Regions from separate parts of the Homo sapiens genome. Here region 1 is linked to region 2. The links are chromatin contacts, found by Hi-C in ENCODE. All regions are on one chromosome and are shown on one strand. Each heading gives the region's core, a stretch centred on a gene start or an enhancer-like site at or near the end of the contact. The rest is flanking DNA. Distances are from core to core; before and after follow the strand shown. Region 1 holds the start of SEMA4F (ssemaphorin 4F). Region 2 holds the start of DUSP11 (dual specificity phosphatase 11).

Evidence for each region. Hi-C counts contacts between places; a loop is a spot of excess contacts on that map. Pooled maps may share reads with other maps.
Region 1: a pooled map shows a loop between it and region 2 (9-fold over the local background). The contact joins the promoter of SEMA4F here to the promoter of DUSP11 in region 2. A Hi-C loop is called at or near these places in 5 of 50 pooled maps.

Annotation. Positions count from the first base shown.
Region 1 is chr2:74,650,982-74,655,802 of GRCh38, forward strand. SEMA4F (ssemaphorin 4F) reads left to right here and starts at 3,266. Exons shown (of 14, transcript NM_004263.5): 1 at 3,266-3,540. The coding sequence starts at 3,396. RefSeq lists a silencer at 3,113-3,542.
Region 2 is chr2:73,778,008-73,782,810 of GRCh38, forward strand. DUSP11 (dual specificity phosphatase 11) reads right to left here and starts at 2,096. Exons shown (of 9, transcript NM_003584.3): 1 at 1,867-2,096; 2 at 294-369. The coding sequence starts at 1,967. RefSeq lists enhancers at 1,588-1,737, 1,868-1,917, 1,998-2,067.

The DNA.
Region 1 (4,821 bases), core at 2,016-4,515, 870 kb after region 2:
GTGGGAGGAAGTATTTAGGAGTTAAAATTAACAGGCCTTTATGATTGATTTGATTAAGAGGAATCCAAAATGACAGGGCCTAGAACATAGTAGGCATTCAATGAATACTTATTGAATAAACAAATGCAAAGTCTCTGGCTTAGACAGCTGGAAAGACAGTAGTGCTATGGGGAACATTGGTTTTAGCATCCACACAATTACCAGGATGCTATGAGGGTGGGGACGATAGTTCAGTTTTGGACATATTGAAATCAAGGTGCCTGTGGTTACACTGTGTGGAAATGTCCACTAGGCACTTGGATGTGTGTGTCAGAAGCTGAAGAGAAAGATATGGCCTAGAAATGTAGATTTAGAAAATCATTATTAACTAAATTAGTATGAATGAGACTACATAGAACAGTGATTTTTTTTTTCAAAGTGGGGATCTCAACTCATTAATGAATAGTAAAATCAATTTAGTGGGCTGCAACCAGCATTTAAAAAAATGGAATAGAATAAAATGCAACATGATAGGGAAAAAAATGAGAATTTAGCTCCTGAAGTAAAGATAAATATAATGTAAGTATGACTTTGTTAAAAATTTAACTCACTAATATGTACATTGGGTACATGAATGCATGTACTTAAGTGCAATTAGGTTGCACAATAAGAACCTCTTATTGTATGTTTTGTGAAAAAAATTGAAAAAATATTAAAAAAATCAAAAGACAACCAATAAGTCATGTTCAGAGAAGGGACTAAGGCCTAGACTAGACTGCTGAGAAGCAGCTTAGGAAAGGCATATAGTGGGCTAGAGGAAGAAACTCAGACGGGGGGCAGGGGTTCCATTGTGTTGAGGTTGGTTTTAGAAAGAAGATTTCAGAGAGAAGATTAGAAGTACTGATCCCAAATGCCTGATTTTCCCTCTAGGCTAAGCAATTTGAATTCAAGGACAATGGCTTTTTTTTTTTGGCAGGCTAGAGTGCAATGGTGTGATCGTAGCTCCCTGCAGCCTTGAACTCCTGGGCTCAAGTGATCCTCCTGCTTCAGTCTCCCAAGTAGCTGAGACTACAGGTGTGTGCCACCAGGCCTTGCTATTATTATTATTTTGCAGAGACAGGGTCTTGCTATGTTGACGTGGCTGGTCTCGAACTCGTCTTCAAGTGATCCTCCTGCCTCAGCCTCCCAAAGTGCTAGGATTACAGGCATGAGCCACCATGCCCAGCCAACGGACCATGTCTTAATCTTATCTCTAGTACTTAGTAAAATGCCTGGCACATATTAGGCCCTTAATAACTGTTGAAAGAACAAACTAGAACTAGTACTTGCACTTTAGAAAGATTATCCTGATGGCAGTCTGGAAGGGGAGGGACTGGAGGCTAGGTTTTTGTTTTTTAAATGAAATTATCACACAGTCCAGGTGAATGATGATGATGTCCTGAACTATGATGATAATGGAAAGAAAAGGATGGATTTAAGTTACTTTTTAGTCAGATTTATAAGGACATAGTGATTTCTTACATATGGGCATGGTAGCTAGTCTCCAAGAAAGGAGGCTGAAATCCTTGTATTCCCAGTGAAATCCCTGTACCACCTGGTGAAGTCCCCTTCCACAGTGCATCAGGGCTGCCCTGTGTGACAAGTAGAATATGGCCGAGAGATTGTGTGTTACTTCTGAGGCTAGGTCACAAATATATCATTTGCTCTTTTGCCTTGTTCTTTTGGATCACTTGCTCTGAGGAAGTCACCCCATTTTGTGAAGACATTCAAGCAGCCCCATGGAGAAATTCATGTGGAGAACAACCTTCACTTACTGCCAACAGCCACTACCAATTTGGCAGGCATGGAAGTCCGCCATCTTGGAAGTGGATCCTCCAGCCCCAGGCAAGCCTTCAGTGGACTGCTGCCCCGTTTGATATCTGGACTGTAATCTTGTGAGAGACTGGAAGCCAGACCACCTAGCTAAACTACTCCTAAATTTCTGACGCAGAGAGATTGTGAGAGATAATAAAAGTTTATTCCAAATGTCTGATTTTCCCTCCAGGCTAAGCAATTCGAATTCAGGGACCATGTCTTTTGTTTGTTTGTTTTAAGCCACCAAATTCTGAGGTTAATTTGTTACATTTGTTTTGCAGCCTAAATAACTAATACAATGGGGGTGAAAGAGGAGAAAGCAAAGACTACCTACTAAGTGCAGACTAAGTGCTTGAAGAAGGAGCTAGGGGCCGGGCGCGGTGGCTCACGCCTGTAATCCCAGCACTTTGGGAGGCCGAGACGGGCGGATCACGAGGTCAGGAGATCGAGACCATCCTGGCTGACACGGTGAAACCCCGTCTCTACTAAAAATACAAAAATTAGCCGGGCATGGTGGCGCGCGCCTGTAGTCCCAGCTACTTGGGAGGCTGAGGCAGGAGAATGGCGTGAACCCGGGAGGCGGAGCTTGCAGTGAGTCGAGATCGCGCCACTGCGCTCCAGCCTGGGCGACAGAGCGAAACTCCGTCTCAAAAAAAAAAAAAAAAAAAAAAAAAGAAGGAGCTAGGGTTGGGATGGAGGAGATAGTGAGTTATCCTCAGGACCTATGCTTGCCTTGTTTATAGGATATCCAAGTGGATATGCCCATAGGCAGTCTTTGTTCCTCGCCCTCAAAGGCCTACCAACCCTAGAAGAATCAGTTCAAATGTCACCTCTTCTGTGAGGCCTTCCTGATTTCCTCTGGCAAAACCTGGCCCTTCTGCACACTTATTGCACGTTATTATAGCAAACGTGCATTGCTTCGTATTGCAATTATCTATTTGCAGTTATTTGCTTACATTTGGAAGCCCCATTACAGTGTGAACTCCCTAGGGCAAGGGCCGTGATTTTTAGTATTTTCTGTATAATCGTGTGTGTGTGTGTGTGTGTGTGTGTGCGTGTGTGTGTGCGCGCGCGCGTTACACTGTGCCTGCCCAGCACATAGGCAGCCGTCCTTAAATGCTTGCAAAGTATTAATTTTGAGAAACTTGGTGCGTGTATCCACGTCCTCTTATTAGTAAGTTTTCCTTATTAGTACAGCTATGGGCGTTTGAGTTTTTGGAGTGGCCGGAGCAAACTCGCCACTCGAGGTCCCTGAGTGGCAGCCCCAGCGCACTTCCGAGGCAGAACTCCCACCTTCACCTGGGTCTAGCTCCGCCTCTGCCTGGGTTAGGCCTCTCCTCCCCTCAGCCCCGCCTTCACTCAATCCCGATTGGCTGGAGGAAGAAGGAGGCCCGACCATTGGCCCCTTTCTGAGGGGGCGGAGCCGGGCGGTGTTTCATCCCTCAGCCTCAGGCTGAGCCGGACCGAGCCGAGAGGACCCGAGTGGGGCCGAGGCCAGTAGCCCCGGGGCCCTGAGCAGAGGCCGTAGCTTGCGCCGCACCCGCGGCCAGGCGGAGCCAAAGATGCCGGCCTCTGCTGCGCGGCCCCGCCCGGGTCCCGGGCAGCCTACAGCCTCGCCCTTCCCGCTACTGCTGCTGGCGGTGCTGAGCGGCCCGGTATCCGGCCGCGTCCCCCGCTCGGTGCCCAGAACCTCGCTTCCAATCTCTGGTAAGGCGCGGACGCCCACGCCCTCAGCCCTTCGCGCCCACACCCACACCCACACCCACCTGCTCCTCAGACCGCTCGGCCGGACCCGGGCCTCTCAGCCTGGTGTATGGCGTTTCACGCCGCCCACGCCCCGCCGGGACCGGGGCGAGATCTTCGCACTTCACCGCATCCTCTCTGCATCCCTCCCGCGCCCCTCAGCCCCTCATCCCCAGCCCGGGCCTCGCGCCTCGGCTCCCACGACACGCCCAGGCTGCACCAGCGGGCCCTATTCCCGGAGCCGCAGGAGCGTCCAGTCCTCACCGTGCAGACTCGGACACTGAGGCCCAGAGCTCGGGTGGGGGCTGCCCGAGGTCGTTCATTTCGAAGTTCCGTCTCCCTTAGTCCCCTGTTTCCCCGCACATACACCTGGGTCCATCATTCCAGCTTGACGCCCACTCTGCTTTCAGACCCATCAGTCTTTCATTCTACTCCAGCTTTCCATTCCGATCTCCAGGTCAGCATTTCCATCTTCTCCAATTCATTTCCCTATCAGTTCTATACATCATCCGAGCCTCTTGGCCCTTCTGACAGCCCTTCCCGCTCCCCTGACATCTCTGACAGCAGCTCCCATTCTCCCATTATTGGATCCACGTTAACTCTCTTAACTTCCTCAGTGTTCCTCGCTGCCTCTGCCCATTCCCTACATTGAATATTGGTAAACCATTCAATGTGTTGATGTAAAGTTCTGCTTAAATGATTTTTCAAGTCTTCAGAAGGAAAAATAGAGGAGGGGGATATGATCCTTTGAAAAGATGTGGAAGAAGCTAGGAGACGTCACAAGGTTAAAAGTGATCATTGGGGCGATTCACATTTTAGACTCTGCTGAGGTGGGTATGAGCATGGCCGTGGACCTTGTTGTCTTCTCAGTGGGCATTGAGTGTTATTAGCACCTTGGGCAGACAGAACCAGTGAAGCCAAGAGTACAACCTGTTGGCAACAACTCTGGACTGGTTAATAGTAGTTTAGAGTTTAAATTCAGACTAGTGCCATATAGGGATGCTGTGATTCCAGAAGGCGAAGTTGTGGCCAGAGCCTGGGGTTTCAGTTTGCACCCAAGCAATAGCCACAAAGTAAGTTGAGATTGCCAGGCTGGGTTGATGTCCAGGCATCCAGAGATGTCTAGATGGCAAGCAAGGTGAAGCAGAGTTGAGGATGTGAGGGGAAGTTAGGTGATCCAGGGCTTATACTAAGCATGAGAGAGTGGGCACAGAGGTAAGTATGGGTGTGGGAGGAAGGAGTGGG
Region 2 (4,803 bases), core at 846-3,345:
TCTATGTCTTTTAATGTAGTCATGTCCAAACATTTATATATTGAAATAAATATTATTTTATTATAAATTACTTTTATTTTATTTTTTATATTATAGTTAGGGTGTTAATTGGTATTTTTGTTTAAAATATGAAGTAGGTTGTATGTACCTATGAACTTCATTTCAGGATAGTAAAGGGGTCATTACAAAGTATTTGCTATAAAAAGAGAAAATGGAATGTGATAGAGTGGAGAGCAGTGTTCTGCATGGTGAACTCAGATGCCTGAAAGAATACTGAATTAACTTTTGCTTACCTTTTGCAAAGGAACTTTGAAAGCAATGAAACGAGTCCCAGGCATCCGCTGTCCAACTGGGAGATAGTCTTTCCACCTATTAGATATATTTTTTGTTAGCCAAATTGTATGTTAGCCTTGTTTCCTTGCACAAAATAAGACTTTTTGAAAATGGGAATCATAGCCCGCACAACATGTCCTCTCTCCTCTCTGCTTTGCATTTCGCCACTCCACTTATTAAACCCCACCAAGTAACGACCTATACCGTCCTTCTCTCCTGTTTCCCCATCATAAAAACGAACACAAGCCAACACAACAGTACAACTCAAATAAGGCCTATATAAAACCGGAGATACCCAGAACTTCTGTATCCCTGTTAAACTTGGCCCAGTACCAGATACTAAAGTGCCATTAATACAAACATATTCACTGAAATAATTTAAATTCAATTATTTCACTTCACGCTTTTAGTTTTCATACGACTGATGCCATAAAGTTCAATTAGTAGGAAACTTCAAGTTCATATTTTAAGAGAAAACCTGCTAGAAGAGGGACTGTGAACTTCACTTAATAATGCTAGGAACTGGCCGGGCGCGGTGGCTCACGTCTGTTAATCCCGGCAATTTGGGAGGCTGAGGCAGGTGGATCACCTGAGGTCAGGAGTTCGAGACCAGCCTGACCCACATGGTGAAACCCCATCTCTACTAAAAATACAAAAAAAATTAGCCGGGTGTGGTGGCGGGCGCCTGTAATCCCAGCAACTTGGGCGGCTGAGGGAGGAGAATCGCTTGAATCCGGGAGGCGGAGGTTGCAGTGAGCCGAGATTGGACCATTGCACTCCAGCCTGGCGGAGAAGAGCAAAAATCCATCCCAAAAACAAAAACAAAAAAACGGATTGGAAGAAAACAAACAGGAGATTCACTAATTAGAACCCCACTGCAATAAGTCAGGCAAGACCTGTATTAGGGTACTGACAGAAAGTGACAGTCAAAAGATAGTAGATAAAATGAAGAGGATTTATTGAGGTATGAGATGGTGGAGGATGGTCTCAAGGAGTAAAAACAGTTCAATGCACCTACGTGCAAAGTCTCAAAATTAATCATTTGTACGTATAAAGGAGTTATCTTTCAAATGAGGCCTGTTAGGAAGTAACAAAGTATGCTCTTTGTGATTTCTGGAAACAATACAAACCAACTTTCCATGTGAGATCTCAGGGCGCTACTACTGCTGGGTTCCTAACTCAAACCATTACACTTTCCGTGCCAACGTAACAAGGAATTGAGGAGGTTCCATTTTGGGAATTAAGGAGTGTCCCCAACAGTAACAGTCCCACCTTAAAGCAATCCTTCCGTATTTTACCTAAGAGCAATGGCCAGAACCTCCCTTTTACAAGAATATGGAGAAATCACAGGACATCACAGACATCGCCCCTTTCAGCTACAGCGGGTGGCGCAGAGGGTCAAAGCCTCAAAGCAAGCGGCGGACAAGTCAAGCTTGCGATGGCAACGGCGAGAGGCAGAGACCACAAACGATGAAGCCCAGACCCAGAAGCCACGAGCTGGAAAGGCCACGCCAAGGGACCAAGACATACTACCTTTCGGGGATGTGGTTTCCGCCCTTCTTCTTGGCTGAGGAGCGTCCTGAAAAGTCGCGTCTCCGGCCCCAGCCACTGCGGGGATGATGCCACTGGCTCATGTGGGTCCCAAGAAGCCGCCCACCCAATGCCAAGTCGGCCAAAAGCGCCAGTCCGGCGCCCTCAATGCCAGGATAAGACCCTAAACAGGAAAAGACTCGGCAGCCACCTACGCCGCGCTCCAGCGTCTCGCTATTGCGCATGTGCCACCGCCGGTCGTGATGGCGTAGCCACGCTGGCTTACTGAGACTCCTGATCTGTAAACAGGACTTTGGTGGCTACAGCGCCCTCTTTAGCCAGAGGCCAGTAGCACAGGTCAATAAGGGCGTGTATGCACCCTTCAGAATTCAAACAGTGAGGCACAGGGAAGTCCCTCTGCCCGATCCGCCCCACGCCCCGGTTCCTTGTGTGTTCTTCTAGATATTTACCAGCGCTTACATTCACATTTTGCATATTTTGTATACATATTTACTTTCACATATATGTATATCCTCTATTTTTATACAAAAGGAGTAACTGTACATATTCTACAGTATACCTTAAACACTGATTATCCCAGTCAATTTATGCATACATAGATTCTATTTTTAATGGCTATAGGCAATTTACTTGCTTATGAGTAACATAATTAAAAGTACCATAACGTATTTAGCCAGTTCAATATTAATGGACCTTTAGTTGTTTTCAGGTTCTTTTCAAATCTTGTTACAGACAATGCTGCAATGTGAACATCCTTATACATATATACAACTATATCTAAATTCCTAGAAGTAGAATGTCTGGAATGAAACACATACAAACTTAAAATTTGGAAAGATACTACCTAATTACCCTCCAAAAATAATGTAGAAACATACACTCCCATCAAAGCCAAACTTTTATTGGGTTCCTATCACATACCAGGTATCATGCTAGAGGTGGACAGAATGTATTTAAGTTTTAGCAAATACAAAAAATAACTGAGAGTGGAGCTCAAGTCCAAGGTTTCCACACAGTCTCAAGCATAAAGATCTGTACCCGTTAGAAAAACGTTCAATTCTGCTAAAAGTGGAACTACAAAGGACAGCATACCCTATAGCAGCTTTGAAAATAGAATAGAGTACTAAATTCCAGATTAAACTGTAAGTAATTATGATTGCAGACTTTTTTTTTTTTTTTTTGAGACCCAGTCTCACTCTGCCACCAGGCTGGAGTGCAGTGGTGCCATCTCAGCTCACTGCAACCTCCGCCTCCCGGGTTCAAGCAATTCTCCCTGCCTCAACCTCCTGAGTAGCTGGGACTACAGGTGCATGCCACGACTCCCAGCCAATTTTTTGTATTTTAGTAGAGACAGGGTTTCTCCATGTTGGCCAGGATGGTCTCGATGTCTTGACCTCATGATCAGCACTCCTCGACCTCCGAAAGTGCTGGGATTACAGGCTTGAGCCACCGCACCTGGCCAATGGCAGATTTTTGAAAGTAATTTTTACTTCTTAGTTTCTAATTTATGAAAGTAACTTACATATATTTTTAGTAATCTTTGCAACCATTTCAGAGCTGGGTAAACCAAGGATAAGAAAGGTCAGAGCTATTGAATAAATGAATATTAATAAAGCTAGACTGCTAGCTTTATTAACATTTTTGAGACAGTACTTTTCCAACCAGTTTTAAATACATAAACATTTACAATTCTGAAAATTTCCACATCATTAAAAATGTGTCAATATTCATAAATTGTTCATTGGAAAAAGAAAAAGACAGGATAGCAGAACATAACAAACCTACAATTAGGAACATTTAATTATTTGTTGTTGTTGTTGTTGAGATGGAGTCTCTCTCTGTCACCCAGGCTAGAGTGCAGTGGCGCGATCTCAGCTCACTGCAACCTCTGCCTCCTGGGTTCAAGCAATTCTCCTGCCTCAGCCTCTTGAGTAGCTGCGACTACAGGCGTGTGCCACCATGCCCGGCTAATTTTTGTATTTTTAGTAAAGACAAGGTTTCACCAAGTTGGCCAGGCTGGTCTTGAACTCCTGACCTCAAGTCATCTGCTCTCTTCGGCCTCCCAAAGTGCTGGGATGACAGGCGTGAGCCCCTGCGCCCAGCCCACATTCAAATTTGACATTAAATTGTAAAATATTGTGGCCGGGCATGGTGGCTCATGCCTGTAATTCCAGCACTTTGGGAGGCCGAGGCGGGCAGGTCACTTGAGGTCAGGAGTTAGAGATCAACCTGGCCAACATGGTAAAATCCTATCTCTACTAAAAATACAGAAATTAGCTGGGCGTGGTGGCTCATACCTGTAGTCCAGGGTACTTGGGAGGCTGAGGCAGGAGAATGGCTTGAACATGGGAGGCGGAGGTTGCAGTGAGCCAAGATTGTGCCATTGCACTCCAGCCTGGGCAACAGAGCGAGACTCTGTATCACGAAATAAATAAATAAATAATACAATGTTTTTCTGAAATGCATGAAAAATTCCAATAGGTGTATAGTAGCCCAAAACTACAAATGTTACAAATGTCTATAGACATGACAAGATACAAAACGTGACATAAATCTTTCAGAAGCTAGAAAAGCTGTATTGGGCTTACACTTTCAATTTGCTAAAAGACACAACATTGGGGTGAGAACAAACTCAGTTATAGTTGACACAAGAAAATCCAGACCTAGGCGGAATAGGGTTCCTAGAAAGTAACCAGACATACTAATGAATAACATAAATGAGGTAATATGACATAAAACATAATGGAAAAAGAATATTATGATTATTTTCTTCAGTGTACAGAAGTAATGGAAGTTCTGGACTAGCTACATAAAAAATATTAAATTCTATGTTCTATTAATACAAAATAAGTGTGTCGAATTGTTTGTCACATAAACCAAAAAATCCACACAAATCTCTTTTTCCCTGTACCCTCAACT